Linked DNA regions of Homo sapiens: region 1 is linked to region 2. A link is a loop called in an ENCODE intact Hi-C map of the cell type or tissue named here. Cell type or tissue: heart left ventricle. All regions are shown on one strand. Links, peaks and the distances in the headings refer to the core of each region. The heading gives the core; the rest is flanking DNA.

Region 1 (9,510 bases), core at 918-8,917, 600 kb before region 2:
AGAGACTAGCATACATTAAATAAAATGAGCTGCAAACTCCACAATTACAAAGCAGGGTCATGGGATTTTAAATTGCTCCATAGGTCTCTGTGTGCTCAATTGGAGCATTTTGCATTCTCTCAAAAGCTTCACGTGCTCCACATTAGGTAAACAGGGACCACAGGAGTCATAACACCACAGGAATACTGGTTTATTAAAGAGGAAATTAGATTCAATTCCAGGATATGCCATTAAGTGTCTGGGTGACCTTGGGCAAGTCACTCAACCTCCCTGAACACCAGTTTCCTTTGTGTGAAATAAAAAGATTGGACAAAATAACCACTGAGGTCTCTTTAACATACTATAAGTCACATTTTGTTCTGTCTTTTCTTTTGATGACATCTTTTTGCTTCTCTTTTCCAAAACGTCAGTTCCCAAATTAAAAGGTGCAAAGTTTCATAAACTTCTCATAAATGACATTCATTCAATCCCTCCAAGGTTATTCTCTCTTATGTCCCACACTCTAGGATAGTTAGAGATACTCTGATCTCTGTTACACTTATTTCTACACATCACTTCAGTCCACAAAGGATTTGAGCCTGTCTAATTTCACTTCCAAAAATTTCAAATTCTCTTGCATGCATACTGTGCACAATATTATTTTAAGACTAAACCCTTTTCCAAAATGTGCTTAACAATGTTTACTTGGGTTTTTTCTCCATTAAAAGAGGAGAGTGACATATGTATAAAGAAGGATGCAAAATGAATGCAGACTGGATACGGGTGAGTTCCAGCCAACTGCCACCCTTTCTCCTGGCTTGATGGCTAATCACCAAAATACATTCCTGAGCTGTTCTCTCTCCTCATACATTCATTTAAGAATGAATTCACTTCTGTTTCAAGTTGTCCCATTTGGGAAAATCTAGATTGCATCAACAACAGCTTGAAAAAAGAATTGAGAGGAGTAGAAAGGCAAGAAAGAAGTCCTACAAATTAAAATAATCTTTTTAAGGTCTAAGGCAAGAAAGAAGTCCTACAAATTAAAATAATCTTTTTAAGGTCTAAGTCAAGAAAGAAAGCTCTGGCTCTCAGTGTACAGTCAGTCTATGCAAGGAAGTCTTTTTTGTATTTAGTAACCAAACATTTTAATAACATTAATTTGCTGTTAGTATGTAGAGCAACATCAAACTCCACAGTTGACATCTTTCTACTGACACAACCAACCACAAATCCTGGCTGGATTGTTAGCACAGTCCTGGACTGACATGTGCCTCATAGACCTGCCATGTTTTAGCTGGAATTCTCTCAGTACAGATGAGACTTATGTTTTGCAGAATTTTAAAAATAGAAAGACCCCAGGTTTTAATGGGTCTCCACTATACCAGCATCAATATTTTACATGATATTTCTTAAATATATATTCTTATAACATTTTAAATAATGAAGACTGCAAAGCTAGATATTTGGAAAAACAATATTTGGACCAATCAGGGCCTGAACCAAAGTGGAACCCAAGGGTCAAAATGAATCCCACTGATTTGATTCATTCATTTATTCAACAAACACATATCAAGCAACATCTCTTGGCAACTATTCTAGGCACTGTAGGGGATCTATAAAGCTCACAATGATCACACCCCAGGCCAAGCATGAGCCTATAATCCCAGGGTTTTAGGAGGCTGAGGTGGAAGGATCACTTGAGGCCGAGAGTTTGAGATCAGCCTGAGCAACACGGCAAGACCCTGTCTCTAAAAAAATTTTAAATTAGCCAGGTGTGGTGGCATACTGCTGTAGTCCCAGCTACTCAGAAGGCTGAGATGGGAGGATTGCTTGAGGCCAGGAGTTCAAGACTGCAGTGAGTAGTGAGCCATGATCACGCCACTGCACTCCAGCTGGGGCAACAGAGAGAGACCCAATCTAACCAAAAAAAAAAAAAAAAAAATGATTACACCCCAGAGCAGAGTGAAAAGTGGTACTACTGGAGAGGCATAAAGACAGTGCTCTATTCCCTCTGACAAGCCTATTAAAAAAGGACCTGATAACCTGAGAAATAGAAGTAAGTTCTAACTTCCTTCAGCCCCTACTAAGGTCAGGGCAGAGCAGGACATATGTAAACTCTGACCCAAAAACATACAATATTAGGGGTCACTGGTATCCTCCCAGAGGGATGCCAACATAGGTATCTGGCTAGAGGGGAAAGCTGAGCCTGCCTCAGGGAACAGGGCCTCTAGAAGTGGGGCCAGCCTCTCAGCTGTTCAGCCTTCACCTACCATGGAATCCCAGACACCAGGAAAAAATGATACCTTAGAGAAGAAGCCATTATAGACTAGAGGGGAATAGAAAAACAAGAATGAAGACCGATAAATTAAAACAATCTTTCCTCAACCCAAGACAGGAAAGGCTCATCTGGAGGAGGAAGGCTCTCTGATGGGTAGGAGAAGAAGGAGAATTATCAAAGTGAGCCCACCTCCTAGAACATTCTGCTTTGAACTGTGGGAAGAGATAAAGATAGAGAGAAGAATAGCTCAAGTGCTGATGAGTGACCAGGAGATTAAACAGCCTGAGGAACTGATGACAGGAAGTGGATTTTAAAGTAAAGACGATATAATTGAGCACACAGGCTCACTTGCCCTCAAACACACTAGAAAGAGTCAATTCAGTCTAAAGCCAAGTCTACCCAAGATCCCACTAGTCGCTCTTGCGAAAAATTCTGCCCCAGAGTTTCTTCTCCAGGCAGATCAGATGTGTGCCTCACAGGTAGGCAGCAGGAAGAAGGAGTTTCAACAGGTTATGAAGGGGGCGCCAAAAATCCAGCCTGTAGAACCTGTAAGTACAGAAGTCTCACACAAGAAAGGAAGACTAGAAGAAGTCAGGAGTGAATAGATTCACCAGCTGGGCGTTTGGGTTGTGAACGTCAGACGCTGAAGAGCTGGAAGAGAACAGAGAAGCCAGAGGTGGAGGCCCAAAGCTATCAGACATTGGGCAGAATTAACATTGAAAATGAAGGCAAGGCTTCGAAATACCATAAAATCATAGACCTACAGTAAGGGCCAATATCCCAGGGAACCTTCAGTGTTCAACTGAAACCACCAAATGGATCCATGACTATCTTGTCTAGCAAAGCAGATAACATCAGTCCCCATAGGACATAATCCCTGCATTTATGCTATCTTTGATTCAATCCCATCCTCCCTGGGTGTCTACCAGAAACATCTGAAACCCTTGTCAAAGTAAAATTCTCAAAAAGTTAAAAACATGATTCTCATACAAATATAAAATGAACATGAGTCAAGGATGTTATTTAATTCATTAATTAATGAGGAAACCAACAAGATGACAAAGCTTCTTCAAAGAGCATTTTGAGGATGTAGGTTTTCATAAGTATTTGGAACAATGTTAGAGCAAGATTACTAGGTTAGATACAAAACTGGCTAATGACATACAAGGCAATAAACCATAACTTTGGGGTTTTTTCCACTAAATAGAAATGATTTGAAAAATCTACATGTTAACGTGTAACTTCATTAAATCTGGAAACTAATTAATGGTAATGAGTGGGCTAAACAAACTTTATTCTCCTGCCTGGATAATTAAAAACTCTTTGGACAGGTCTGCTAAACTATGCTCCCATATGATCATAAAAGAACATATTACCAATCTTTCTGTCTCATTTCTGAGTTTTAGGTACTTTTTCTTAACTCCTTGATGCTTAATTTTGTAATAGAAGGTGGGTAAATCTTATTATTCACAGAAGCTAGAGAAACATCACCCCTAAATTTTTGAAAACTGGACTGTCCTTACAAAATTTTGACTTTGGCTTGACCTCTTAGCAAGAGGAATGGTGTGTGAGGAAAGAGAAGAAATTCTTGATAAGAAGGGTCAGCTAGATGGCAAAAACAACTAACCCCTGCTGGCCTCAGCCATATGCCAGCCTGCTAGATTTTGCTGACTATGTCACACTGAAATCTGGAGTTCACCTCTCTCTGAGCCAGATGAACCACCTAAGTGTGGTTTCCTGGAGATGATACCACTGCAGTTAGAAATCCAAATGCATCCCCTGCAGAAATAGAAGCTCCTCAGGAGAGTGAGAACAAAGACTACCCTTTAACTGTGACACAAAAACTAGCTTCAAGGTCCCCTGAAGAGAGCACTGGCTGAAGCAGGTGGCATGGCCCTTCAGGTGTGGCCTGTCCAGGAAAATGCAGTTGACACAACCAACTCCACACAAGACCAAGAGTAATTAACAACCCCATCTAGAACCTACCGTAGAAGGAAGAATCAGTGTCTTACAGTGCATATTCACTGAAACCAAAATATTTCCCCCTTTATTCTTGTATTTCATAACCTGTTTCTGTATATGAGAAAAAAAAGAAAAATGTCTATTATCTGTTAAGAAGGAGCCAAAGGGCTGGGCACAATGGCTTATGCCTGTAATCCTAACACTTTGGGAGGCCGCGGCAGGCGGATTCCTTGAGCTCAAGAGTTCAAGACCAGCCTGGGCAACATGGTGAAACCTCGTCTCTATAAAGAATACAAAAATGAGCTGGACATGGTGGTACATGCCTGTAGTCCCAGCTACTTGGGGAACTGAAGCAAAAGGATCACTTGAGCCTGGGAGGTCAAGGCTTCAGTGAGCCATGAGTGTGCCACTTCATCCCAGCCTGGGCATTAGATCAAGACTTGGTCTCAAAAAAATAAAATGAGCAAAAGGTCAGTAAGACATTTTCACATAAAGGCACAGAACTGTATCCTGGGAACAGGATTGACACAAGCATGAAAGTAAGGCCCAGGTATATAAAACAGGGGAATAAGATCAGATTGGTGGTTCAAATGAATTTTACCAAAGGATTTGCCTGGTATCTATCTGCTCTTGTGCTGGGCTGAGGTGGTGGGAGTAGGAAAGATAACCTGTGACCTCCTAAAGGTAAATATCAAAACCACAATGAGATATCATTTCATACCCACTAGGATGACTATAAGCAAAAGGAGAAAATGGAAAATCACAAGAGTTGACAAAGATGTGGAGAAACTGGAACTCTCACACATTGGTGGGAATACAAAACGGTGCAGCCACTGTGGAAAATAGTTGGGCAGTTTCTCAAGAAGTTAAACATAGAATTACCATATAACTAAGCAATTGCACTCCTAGGTATATACCCAAAAGAATTGAAAACAAGTACAAGTATATGAATGTTCACCTCAGCACTATTCATGATAGCCAAAGGTGGAAGCCAAATATCCATCAACAGATGAATGGATAGACAATGTGATATGCACATATAATGAAATGGAAAATTATTTAGCCATTAAAACGAATGAAGTATTGACACATGCTACAACGTGATGAACCTCAAGAACACAATGCTAAGTGAAGGAAACCAGACACACGAGGTCACATTTTGTATGATTTCATTCACATGAAATATCAGAAAAGATAAATCTATAAATACAGATACCAGAATGATGGTTGCCAGAACTGAAAGGAAAAGAGAGTAGGGAGTAGCTGATTAATGGGTACAGGGTTTCACTTTGGGATGAGGAAAATATTTTGGAACTAGATAGAGCTGTTAGTTCCACAATACTCTGGACGTGCTAAATGTCACTGAATTGTACACTTGAAATGGCTAATTTTCTAGTTATGTGAATTCCAACTCAATTTTTAAAAGTGAAACAGGAAATATCAGCAATGACAATAATGGCAAAGGTTCCAAACAGTAAAGCTCCAAGTCTGTACAATGACCTTCAAAATGTGAAAATATTCAGAGTAAACCAAAGTTTGGACAGAAGGGGGAGCAAGAAACACACAGAAATATAGAATTTATATGGGAAAAAAAGATTCAGAAAATACATTGATTTTTTTTCCAGGATCATGTCACCACCACGCTTCTCCTTGTATGAGTTATCTTCTGTAAAAATAGAAAAGAATAAAAAACCAAATCCCTCAATACCGAAAAAGAAATACTGAAGAATGATAGAATTTACAGCAGGAAGGGTTGACTGGAGAGATCATTCAGTCTAAACACCCTTATTTTGCAGATGGAAAAACCAAGACTCAGAGAGATGAAATGCCTTTCCCAACATCACATGGCAGAGCTGGACTAGCAACAAGGGGTTGGTTGGGGACTGTGCTTTCCGTGATGGAAGCTCCAACTGTGTTCTCTGTGGTTTTACGGTATTTTTTTTTTCTCTTGAATCACATAACTAAAATGTTTCCAGGCCTGTCAAGTCAGTGTCTGCCACCCCCTCTTCAGCTTTGCAGCACTCACAGCCAAGGAAAATCAGGTTAAAATTAACATCTCTAGAGCAACCATAAATGGAAAAGTCCCAAATATGCAGCCCATTGTGTCTAATAAGTCAGCAAAGTAAGGAGTACACTCTGCTTTGGTCCTGGGTGAAGAAATGGGTGACTGAAGAGTGCAACCTGAATGTCAACAGGGGCCACCACATCCTTTAAGAGTCAAACCAAACGGCCTGATCTCCTAACCCAGAGGCCTGTCTTCTAGATCATTTCTTCCAGCCCTTGCTTTCTGTACTCAAGGACTTAAACAAAGACCACTTCTCCTAAGGCCAGCTGTCAAAATAACATTTTCTCTTTCTCAGCTGCATGTATGCTCTGGGAGTCCTTTTGAACTTGCAGGCACATTCCTTTCTTCCCCTCCTCCCTACACCAGTAACCAGTGTTGACGAGAAGAGTCAAACTTCATAAAACATTTTAAGAGACTTATTCTGAGCCAAACATGAGTGACCATGGCCATGACACAGCCCTCAGGAGGTCCTGAGAACACGTGCCCAAGGTGGTCTGGGCACAGCTTGGTTTTATATATTTTAGGGAGGCCTGAGACGTCAATCAAATACATTTAAGAAATACATTGGTTTCGTTCAGAAAGGTGGGGCAACTCAAAGCGGGGGCTTCCAGGCTATAGATAAATTTAAACTCTTTCTGGTTGATAACTGGTTATCTGAAGACCTGGGATCGAAGGAAATGTTCAGGTTGAGATGAAAGATGTGGAGACTAAGTTTTATTGTGCAGAGGAAGCTCTCAGCAGACTTTACAGAGAGCAGGTTGAAAAATGTTTCCTATCAGACTTAAAAGGGTACCTGCCTCTTAGTTGATTATCTCCTGGATCTGAAAAGGAAGGAAGGAAAACAAAGGGGAAAGAGGATTCCCTACAGAATGTGGATTTTTCCCACAAAAGACTTTGCAGGGCAATTTCAAGGTATGGCAAGGAAATATATTTTGGGGTAAAACATTTTTATTTTTTCCCTTGTTATGCCAGAGTCAGGTTGGAAAGTAAGTCACGATATATAGGGTAAAATAAAACCCATCTGATGAGAATTTATGGCTTGTAGGGCATGACTCCCCAGACACCTTAGAAAGGAATTTGGGCAAGATAAAAAAAATCAGAGCTTAGTCCACACCAGCATGGGTCACTTCTTTGTGGGGCCACCTCAGAAAATGGGGCCAGGAGTAGAGACCCTAAAGGTGTCTGAATTCAAGATTATAACGCAAGTAAGTGGCAGTCACAGCCAGAACTAAACCAAAAGCTTCTTGCTCTGAGAGGATTACCACAAACTGAATGCCAGAACCTAACACATCGTTATTTAATTTTGCTAAAAAGGGTTATTTGCCTTCATTAAATTTTCAAACTTTTAGTTCCTGAAATACAATTTTCTTATTAAATTGTACCAATATACCACAATGTTATGCCAAAAAGGCCTCTCTCTCCTAATTATTTAATTTTGAATAAAATTCAGATTAACAGTGTGGGCTCTGGAATTTGAATATTTAATTTTCAGATCTCGGCATCGCCTATTATCTGCGCAGTCTTAGGCATGGTATTTAACCTCCCTGGACCTCAGTTTACTCATCCGTAAAATGAACACAACAATGAGCACCAACCTCTTAAAGCCATTGTGAGAAAAAAAAAAAAAAAAAAAGAAAACATTTAAAGTACACAAATGAGTTCCTGGCACATTGGAAAAGCTCAATAAATGTTACCTATCATTACCTTTCCCCAAAATGGGGCATTCTCCAATTGTAGAGAAGAATCTGTTCCCAGTCAGGAGTAGACTACTGCTGATATGTTTGGGTAACTGATCTTCAGGAACACCTCATGCCCTGACCTGTCTCTTCTGAACTTCCACAAACTCAAAAGGGATTCATGAGTCATAAGAGCCTGACTCCTATTAAGACTTTATTCCCTCTCCAACATCCTAGAAACCATCTGCTTGACTATCCCTAGCAACAGGAAACTCATCCCTTCCCCATGCTGTCCATGTCATTTTTGGATGGCTTATGGCTTCCATGCCTACCTCCATCCTGTGGGGCCATTCAGCAGAAGTCTCGCCAATTTCATATGCTTAGCCCTTCAGACATGTGAAGATGAGGTAGGAGGTGGGATTGACTCCAGGGGTGGGGCCAAGACACTGGACCAGATTGAGGACTAGCTAAAACAGGGCAGGGTTGGGGGGGAGGTGGCAAGGCAGCTTTCAATCATGCCCACCAGTGTGTCATGTCGCTATGGCAACACCCGGGAGTTACCGTCCCTTTCCATGGCAAGGACCCAATGATTACTACATCTTCCCTAGACATTTCTGCATAAACTGCCCCTTAATCTGCATGCAATTAAAAGTGGGTATAAATATGACTACAAAACTGCCCTGAGCTGCTACTTTCTGCCTACTCAGTAGCCCTGCTCTGCAGGAGCAGTCATAGAGCTGTAACACTGTCTCTTCGATAAAGCTGTTTCCTTCTACCTCTGGCTTGCCCTTGAGTTCTTTCTTGGACAAAGCCAAGAACCCAGTGGGCTAAACTCCACTTTGGGGCCTGCCTACCCTGCATCAAAGACAGTATCACATTCTGGGCTGAATACTTTTACATTCCCAACCTGTTACCCCAAGGGCCTGATTTAGAGTTCCCTCCACAGGAACTCCTGCTTGTGAATATGCCTCAGAACTGCCCATACCTCAAAGGGAGTCTGTCCAGAGAAGAGGCCACGGTTGGAGAGAAACGTAAAGAAGATAGGGAAGACAGGGAGACAAGGTATTTTCCTCATCCTTCTAAGGCCACTCCTTCACCCTCTTTTTCATCATTCTGTGCTCCTGAGAATCTTCAAAAACACGGCATTGGCTTTTTTCAAACATTTCCCAAGTTGAATGAAATGTCAGTGATCTTTCAATGAAGACCTATTGAAGCAATGTATGCTTTCTATGTGACTTTAGGAAGGGAGGAAAGAGAAGGAACAAAGTGTGTGCTCTAAGTACTACGTATTAAGCTCCATGCTGTCTATTTCTCATAAACAACAAACATAAGGGGCATTCTAATTATATTCTCCACTTTAAAGATGAGGAAACTGAGGCTCTGGGAGCTCTAGCAGCCCTCAATCACTGAGCAGTTGGACCAGGATGAACTCGGAAATCCCAGGTCAACTACCATGTGCTTTCTTTCTGTTTTAGACATGTCTTCCAGGGCCCATCACCAATGTGCTCAGACTCAGCTGCTGAGCAAACTGATGACTCACATTGAGCCTA
Region 2 (9,290 bases), core at 1,291-9,290:
CTTTTTTGGGAACAGTGGTCTTTTAGTAGGCTCAAAGTGACCTTGTTAAAAAGTTAGGTTGGTTTACATATCCACACTTCCCCCTCTGTCTCACTGCCTTCATCTCGTATGGCTCTCCTAGTTCCTCTCTAGCCATCCTGCCCTCTTTGCTTCTTTCACACACACCAAGTATGTTTCCCCCCTCCCCCAGGGTTTTTGTGCTTCTTAATCTTTTTTGCTTGGAATCGTTTTTCTGTCAGGTATCTGTAAGACTTGCTTCTTTACACTTTTTTAGGCTTCATTCAAATTTCACCTTCTTGGTGAGGTCTAGTTTAAAGCTGTAAATTGTGTCCCCCAACTTTCTGTCGTCTTTCCTGCTTTATTTTCCTCCATTTCAGTTGTCACCTTAAAATATGCTTTATAATTTACTCACTTTGCTTGTCTTTTAACCCCCACTGGAACGTAAGCATGATGAAGTAAGAGATTTATCTTTTCCATTGCTCTCTTCCCATGCCTAGAATAATGCACTTAATGTTTGTATTATTAATAAGTCTCTATTCTGAAGGCCAGAAAATACGTTCTCAGTAACAACATGTTTTTGCACAAGGGTAGAGGAAAACAAATTTATGGCTTTCTATAATTTATATGTATTGGGCTTTTTGTAAAACATGTAAATGTTTACTTCTTCCTATATGTGCTTTCTCTGGCTACTTCCAAAAGTTTACTTAGGTTGGAATCCACTTTATGTCTATACACATTTTCTTTGAGATAGTTAGAAAATTCACATAGATTATAGAAACAAGATTACATCTATAAAAAATGTTATATCTAAATACACCAAGGCAGCATATATGACCTAGACTGACAAATTATATTCTGAGCTCTGCCACTAAATTGCTGAGTGATCCAAAACAAGATCTAACTTCTTTGCTACATATTTTGGCACAGAAATTGCCAGCTGTACAAAAGGGAATTGCTACCTTTCCTCTCCTGTGGGGTGTAATGACAACAACACAGCTCTTTATACTCTGTTGAAAGGATGTTGTCCGTAATTCACAATTGGTGGCAATGCAGTTTTAAGAGAAAATTCAAGGGAAGTAATAAGTGTTTACAATATTAACCTGGATTTGAGATGCATTATTACTTACAACCTGTTTAGGTCTTAGAAGTTCTGAAAACTGTTAATGACTTCAACACTTCCAGTAGGCTATAGGTGGCCCTCAGAATAATCAGACTCTAAATCAGTATTCTGACACTTCAGCATATGTTAGAATTTCATGGAGGGCTTGATAAAGCAGATTGCTGTACCCCACCACCAGAGTTTCTGATTTCAATGGGTCTGGGGAGGGACCTGAAACTATAGATTTCTGACAAGTTTCCAGGAAATGCTGATTTTACTGTTCAGGGACCACACTTTGGAAACCACACAAATAGGAATCTCATGCAAACCCAAGGCACCTATCAAAAAATTTTCAACCAAGTGATTCTGCATGACAAGGGCCAGCAGTGCTAGGGAAGAAACAACATTCTGTTCTTTGGCCCGTCAGCAATGACCATTGCCAGAGCCAAACTGAGAAGAGTGGGCTGTCTGTTCAAGGAAGCTGAGATATATAATCTTAGCAAGCTGAGGGAAAGCAGCATAGCCACAGCCCTCTTTATATGCTAAGAACTATTCTAGAATTGGAGACTTACAAATCTTACCTTGGTAACTGGGACTCAGTCTGTGAAACTCCTGTACATCCCTCCACAGAGCAATGACCCTGACCTCCAGGATTTTTGTCTCAGCTGTAGTATTCTGAGGTTTAGAGTGGCCTTTACTTAAAAACAGCAACAGTTGTTTTTTTTTTAAGTTAACACATAATCTTTAGTAAAATTTGTCGAAAAATACTAACTTTGATTGTGTTTGGTCATTTATCATGAGTTTAGAAAATTGTAAAGTTGTAATTCTCTGTATTTATATGACCAAAAGGACTTCTTGGCAAAATCTTTCCACACTAAGTTCTCACAAATAACTGAGTAAATAGCAATCACAGTGTCAATATAATAACCTTCCTACTATGAATACAAATTATATTTTCTTAACATTACCTATTTATAATTATAACTGATGCTTTTAGGCAAGTATGAATAAGACAATGTCAAGGAAGTGAAATATAAATGAGTCAAATGTGGCAAAGAAAAGGGATAATCAGAATGAGAAGCTGAGTTGTGTTCTGCTTTAAAACTGAACCTTGGCTCTTCAAAGTAACCCTCAAGCCTTTATCCAAAATATATCAGGTAGGGGTCATTAGGAAACCTAATAGCATCTTGTAAGCACTAATAAAGGTTACTGTTCTAAAAGTCATTTTAAAACAACCATAAGCTGGCAAAGACTGACAGAATGAACTTTTTCAGAACTCTGGAATCTAATTGAAAACTTACAACAGCAACCAAGAGACTGCTTAATGAAGAAAAGGGCAGCTGATTTTTGGCATTTAAGGAAATCTCTGTTAGGTAACTGGCTGACCAGTGAGATAGTGGAACAGAGACTTCAGTGACCACACCCAACAAGGAATACTGCCTTTGCAAAAACAGTTTGGAAAAGTCACTAAACAAATGGATGACTGGAGCCCTCAGGAATCAACAACAGCAAACCCTGAGGCAGGGAGAGAATATGATTACCCATTGTAATGTTCAGATGCCCAGTTTTCAACAGAAAGGTATAAGGCATACACAGAAAGAGGAAAGTATGGCCCATTCAAAGGGAGAAAATAAATTGGCAAAAACCTTCCCCGGGAAGCCCAGACATTGGACTTACTACTAGACAACTGTCTTAAATATGCTCAAAGAGCCAGCAGAAATCAGGAAAACGATGGATGAACAAAGTGAGAATATCAATAAATTATATAAAAAAAGAACCAAGTATACATTTTGGAGCTACAAATGATTTTAGGACATGCTAGAGCTAGATATACCAAAAGTTCTTTCATGCTAAAACTTTGGAAAGACTTACTCTCCTTAAGTTCAGATAAATGAAAGACATAAGGAGAGAGGGCATTTGGAGACTCTGTATGCTGGTATGAGAGTTAATAAGCAGGACTGTAAAGCATCTGTTAGACAAGACACCGCAGGAGTTGGGCTCCTGTTGACTTGCCATTTATTGGCTGATTTGTCTTGGGACAGGCGCTGAACATCTCATCCATAGTTTCCTGCTCTGTGAAATAGAGCATCTGTTCTACAGACACATTATGAAGAGCCAGTGAGACTGTACAGAAATGCTGAAAATGTGAGGCATCCACTATGTTCATCCTCCAGAGGAACCAACAGCCTAATGATTAAAGAAAGAGAATGTTTACTTTACTATGCTACCAAGTTATCAATAGAGGCACAGTGCTTGAGTTAAAGAACTCTGCAGACTTCAGCAGCTGTTCAGGTGGTCATTATGCCCAGAGGAGGAATTCTAGCCCCTCTGGAATTCCATCACCCTATCATCAATTAGATTTTTTTTCCCCACAGTCTCCATTTCCCACTTACTATCTCTTTCATCTCACTCCTCCCAATTAAATTTATTTTGCATACTTAGAGTAACTTTAAATGCTTAGTTTTTCAATTATTTCTCCTTTCCCAGGAATTTTTATGATGTTTTTTAATATCACTAGAAGACAATCTAGAAACACCACAAATCCCAGATTGGATCAGCTTGGGCCTTCCTCTGTTGTTTTACTGGCATTAATAGAAAGCAGCTCTAATAGTCAAGTGCAAAGTCAGTTTGTAAATGCTGAACAAATAACAGATAAGACTATTGACTGGCTTCTTGGGAAAACTGTTTGGTCAGGAGAGAGAAAACTGTTGAAAAACTGTTGTACTGATGTCACCGGTGATTGAAGGGGTATCTTTAATTGGCTAATTTGAAAGAAAGTCACAAAAGAAAGGCATGAATAACCAAAATCCTGGGATATTTCTGAAACTCAGTCGAGGTCAGTAGATCTGTCTGGGACTACATTTTCCATCCCAGTTCCTAACAAAGTTTCATTTTCTTTTCTTTATTCTCTGATGTAAGAGTTAACAGTGAAATGACCAAAATCCTGAAAGCCAATGGAGCAACAATAAACATACTCAGATAGATTGCCTCATAAATTCTTTCAAGTTAGTTTTTAAAAGTAACACATTTTTTAAAAGTCCACTTTGGCAAAATTGATAATTTAATATCTGGTTATCAGCCTCTCCAAAGGATTCCTGGAAAAGTTATTTTCTTTTTATCATTTAAAAATATTCCATTTACAAAGTCACTTTACATGAAGCTTTTCAGTGACATAACTTTCTCATAAAATGTGGTCTTCTGCTTTAAAATCCATTTGATGTTTTGGAGAAAGTAAATTCTCCAGCAGAATTGTCTCTTGTGTTTATTGGTTTTAAATAACTTGGCTTTTCTTTGCTCCACCTCCTAAAACTTGTATTTCACGGTTTTTCTTTTGGGGATAGGTTCAGAATTTTCACAGCTGTATTCAGGTAACTGAAGATTTTGTGTCTCCAGAACATCTTGTAGAGTCATTTCATTTAACACAGGAACTGAGACTTTTGAAGGAAGAAATCAATTATGATGATAAACTACAGGTAAGAGTTGGGTGTTCTAGGTCCTGTTCTTCAGGCTTTTTATATTCAGAAATATGATACATGTATAACAGCTTAGGCAGTCATTGCCTAGTTGGTCACATTAGGGTGACAACCAAAGATTAACACCAACATGTATTTAATTGTATGATTTATAGTGTCCCTTTTGGCTTAACACTTTCAAACATTTTTCTTATATTTGGCTTTCCTAGTTCCCTATTATTTTTTTAAATCTGGAAGTTGTCATTTTTTAATTAATTTCTGTCGAACTGAAGTGATTAGAAATATCAACATCTCTTTCAGGTTAAAAATATTTTGTATCATGCAGTCAAAGAAATGGTGAGAGCCTTGAAGATACACGAGGATGAAGTAGAGGATATGGAAGAAAATTAAGTGTGATCCAGTTTGATATTTTTAGGTTGTTGAACTGGGATTACTTAACCTTGAATGATGATATGTATGCACACTGACTTTAAGCTTCATAAAACCATCAGTGCCAAGAAATTCTCTTTGTAGTAATTACTTGTTACTGACACCACAGCAGTATAGCATATGTCACAGCTCCTGTGATTCAATGTTATAAAACAAGCAGAATTTTAAAAGCAGCACTATATAGCTGTTTTGTATTATAGTGTATATGATGTTTGTGAAAATGCCAGATTTAAAATGATGTATTTATTTTTGGTAAAAAATAAAAAATTCTATGCTATATTGTTGATCAAGTGTAAATGTGACCTTGTACAGTTTACTAAAATTACTGATATTTTTCACTACATTGAGACAGTTACTGTGAGAATAGGACACAAACACCAGCTATTGCCTGCATCTGGGAAATTGCTGAATCGCACAGCAGTCATGTCATAATCAGAAAATTACTGCCAAATAATTGTAAAATTTGTAAAGTATAAAGTATATAAAGTAGATACTAAATACAGACACTTCAATATTTTGTTGAAGCTATTGACTGTACAATTAAACATTTTCAAAAGGTGTAATTTATTTAAAATTGTCTCATTTTGGTAAAATTTATGTGAACTTTTAAAGCTAAATATTAAACTTAATATGCTATGTAAATATATACATATATACATTTAATGATGTATTTTTTTAAAACATTGGCTTGCTTTTGTTAAAGTGCAAGTGTTACATATGGCTTTGTACATTAAAGTTGAAAGGGGTTTTACATTTTCCATTAAAAGGACTTTATCAAAAATTGACTTTTTCCAGAGTACTCCCTCTGTTGACAAGCATGACACTGGGGGCAGAGAAGAGCCCGAAGTCAGTCATCCTGGGTATAAATATGAGTTCTGCCACTTACTGTATGACCTTAGAAAGTTATTTTAATTAATTTGAAGTCTTGGTTTTAATAGCTGGCTGCTATTGTCGGTTGGTTAAGGCTGACATATTCCCAACCCTTTAAGTTACTGGAAAGATGTAGCTCTCCACTGACACCTGCAGGATATTGAGAGGATAGCCTTTCTTCTCAACTGAAAGCATTCAGCTTAAAAGAAAAAAGTGGGAGTCCAAGTTGTGACACCTTGCAAGTTGCTTAGTTTATACTGTTTTTCCTTATGTCACCATCGTTTAGCTCCATGTAATCTGTTACAACACCCTCCACTTCAGGCAAGGTTCAGCCAGGAATGTGAGCAATTACATTTCATGTGAATTACCTACATGTGGCATTTCACATTAATTACCTATACTTATCATGGGATGGATAATGACTACTTGGCTAGAAAGAAAAATTGGCCTGAGGAATATTTCAGATGATTTTGTGAACCTTCTTTGGTGAGCTTTTGACTTTTTTAAATACCATTTTTCCAAATGTGCCTCAGCTGATAAAGTGGCTTTTGTCTAATGCTTTCATATGTTCCATCTGATTTAATTTTGATGTAAAATTAAGTGAAAGCCAAGGTGTTAATTCTGGAGTAGAGTACCACCTGCTGGTCCCCTAAAGCCTGCCAGGATCCCAAAGTCTGTGGTGATTGTTTTTCCTCAAAACCTTTTGCTTCTCTTGCTCTTGCATGAGCCACCTTTTAACCATATTTACAACTTATTCTGAATAGCTGAAGCTAACGAAGATAAAGCCAGGTAATGTGGCTTGTTTCAGTGCAAACCCACCTTAATGACAGTATTCTATCCGTAGTCTGAAGAATATTGTATCCATAGTCTGAATTCCATGCTGCTGACCTAATTAATTCCTTGTAAATCTGGGGTGAAGAGAGAGGACCATAATGCTTACATCCTTAATGACATTTGTAAGCTTTTTGGAAGGCTGGGGAGTTGATTGATTGCTGATTACTCCCTAATCACTGGAGCAGTTCCTCTGGCCTTTTTCTCTCCATCCTTTTGGTTGGGTCTGATGCGCCTCAGGAGTATGTCTGAGTATGTCAGCTCCCTCCAGACGGTGGTATGGTGTTATCTTAAATGTGTACAATAATTTGAGAAACAACAAAGAGCCTTTATAAAGGGAAAGTCGTGGTGAATACTTTACTTTAGTTCTTTCCCATTCTAGTGTATAATGTTTTTTGAGACACTCTCGCTCTGTTGCCCAGGCTGCAGTGCAGTGGTGCAATCATAGCTCACTGTAGCCTTGAACTCCTGGGCTCAGGTGATCCTCCTGCCTCAACCTCCCGAGTAGCTGGGACTATAGGCACGCATCACTGTGCTCAGCTAATTTTTTTTTCTTTTGGAGACTGAGTTTCACTCTGTCACCCAGGCTGGAGTGCAATGGCGTGATCTTGGCTCACTGCAACTTCCGCCTCCCAGGTTCAAGTGATTCTCCTGCCTCAGACTCCGGAGTAGCTGGGACTACAGGTGCATGCCACCACACTTGGCTAATTTTTCTATTTTTCATAGAGATGATGGGGTTTCACTACGTTGGCGAGGCTGGTCTCGAACTCCTTACCTGATGATCTGCCAGTCTCAGCCTCTCAAAGTGCTGGGATTAGAGGCGTGATTTTTAAAATGTTATTTATTTATTTATTTTATTTATTTATTTATTTATTTATTTAGAAGAGATGAGGTCTCTCTCACTACGTTACCAAGGCTGGTCTCTCCTGAGCTCAAGTGATCTTCCCACCTCAGCCTCCCAAAGTGCTGGGATTACAAGTGTAAGCCACCACACCTGGCCCTAATTGATAATGTTTTTACTGGAATATGGATTTTTCATGAATAATCAATACGTGCATTCAAATTCATTTCTGCCATGCATCTGGGGACTGTAATACCCAGACGAATCAGTGTCTGGTTTTCTGTCACTTCCCTTCTTGGTAGATGGGTTATGGATTTAATAACATCTGGGTAAAATTAATAAGCTTCAGAAAAGTGCTGTCATACCTTTACTTTGCTCTGTGCATGTATACCATAGATAGATTGATACAACATGTTCTGTTTCTAGATGCCAGCCTATTAAAGATGCTCTCACAAATGAGATCAGCAGTCAGCCATGGGAGAGGAAAAAGTGATTTAGTTATTCTATATAATGGTTTTTTTGTTTTTTGTTTTTGTTTTTGTTTTTGATACGGAGTTTGCTAATTTGCTGTTGTCATCCAGGCTGGAGTGCAGTGGCACCATCTCGGCTCCCTGCAACCTCTGCCTCCCAGATTCAAGTGATTCTCCTGCCTCAGCCTCCCAAGTAGGTGAAGTTACAGGCCCACACCACCATGCCCAGCTAATTTTTGTATTTTTAGTGGGGATAGGGTTTCACCATGTTGGCCAAGGCTGGTCTTGAACTCCTGACCTCAGGTGATCCGCCCACCTTGGCCATCCAGAGTGCTGGGATTACAAGCGTGGGACACCACGCCCAGCTAGTTATCATTCTGTATTCAATACAGTATTCAGTATGAATTGGGATAACAAGTTGGCCAAGACACAAGGTTATGTATGCTGCCAGGCCTGTCACCAGGATGCAGACTCAGACCTTTCCAACTGCAAAAGTTATGACATGGCCTGGTTATGCAATTACTATGTAAACCTAGATAGATATGCTTTGAAACCGTATAAAAATATAGCAAATGTGAGTAGTATGTGAAGTACTTTGGCTCCCACAGTAATCAGCCTGGTTCTTTTAATGACAATTAATTGACTTTTAAGTGACAATGAAATGTTGGCAGGCTCCAGGTCACTGGCTGCATGCCTTGTAAGTTAGTTCCCTTTCTTGGCTGGGGAGGTTTTCACAACTGGCTATAGCTAAAACAGGATTGTCCTTCTGTGTCTTGTCTGTGAAAAAGACCTCAGCCCTGGGGCCAGCGGAGGGTATACCAAGGACCTGTGTTGTATGGGTGGGTCAAATGGACTCCACTTTGAGAGGAAGGGCATTATGGGTACAGAAGCCAACACCACCTCACCACCCCTTAGTCTTTGACCCAAATTTTGCAGATGATAAAAGATGTGGAGAGCTGGATGAGTAAACAAATACACTTTGGGAGGCCAAGGTGGGCAGATCACGAGGCCAGAAGTTTGAGACCAGCCTGGCCAACATGGTGAAACCCCTTCTCTACTAAAAATATAAAAATCAGCTGGGCCTGGTGGCACAGGCCTGTAGTCCCAGCTACTCTGTAGACTGAGGCACCAGAATTGCTTGAATCTGGGAGGCAGAGGTTGCAGTGAGCCAAGACCGTGCCACTGCACTCCAGCCTGGGCGACAGAGCAAGACTTTCTCAAAAAAATAGAAAAAAAAAATGAGAAGGAAGTATAAGATGAGATGCGAACTGACTGCT

What was found. Hi-C counts contacts between places; a loop is a spot of excess contacts. Peaks named below come from ENCODE experiments on the same cell type or tissue, not always from the same donor. Only the 100,000 strongest peaks of a DNase experiment are listed, where the experiment ranks them.
Region 1: a loop joins it to region 2, with 9 times the contacts of the local background. A loop is called at or near these places in 30 of 110 quality-filtered maps.

What each region holds. Positions count from the first base shown.
Region 1 is chr10:63,763,979-63,773,488 of GRCh38, reverse strand. No RefSeq gene overlaps it. Among named protein-coding and RNA genes, the nearest start is that of REEP3, 250 kb to the right of the region's middle. In heart left ventricle, for the core only: a CTCF peak has its summit at 5,757 (motif pointing right); no DNase peak of the experiment used is centred there; H3K27ac peaks cover 1,797 bases.
Region 2 is chr10:63,163,717-63,173,006 of GRCh38, reverse strand. It overlaps JMJD1C (jumonji domain containing 1C), which reads left to right. Exons shown (of 26, transcript NM_032776.3): 25 at 4,441-4,572; 26 at 4,873-5,782. The coding sequence ends at 4,962. Among named protein-coding and RNA genes, the nearest start is that of NRBF2, 35 kb to the right of the region's middle. In heart left ventricle, for the core only: a CTCF peak has its summit at 6,023 (motif pointing left); no DNase peak of the experiment used is centred there; H3K27ac peaks cover 470 bases.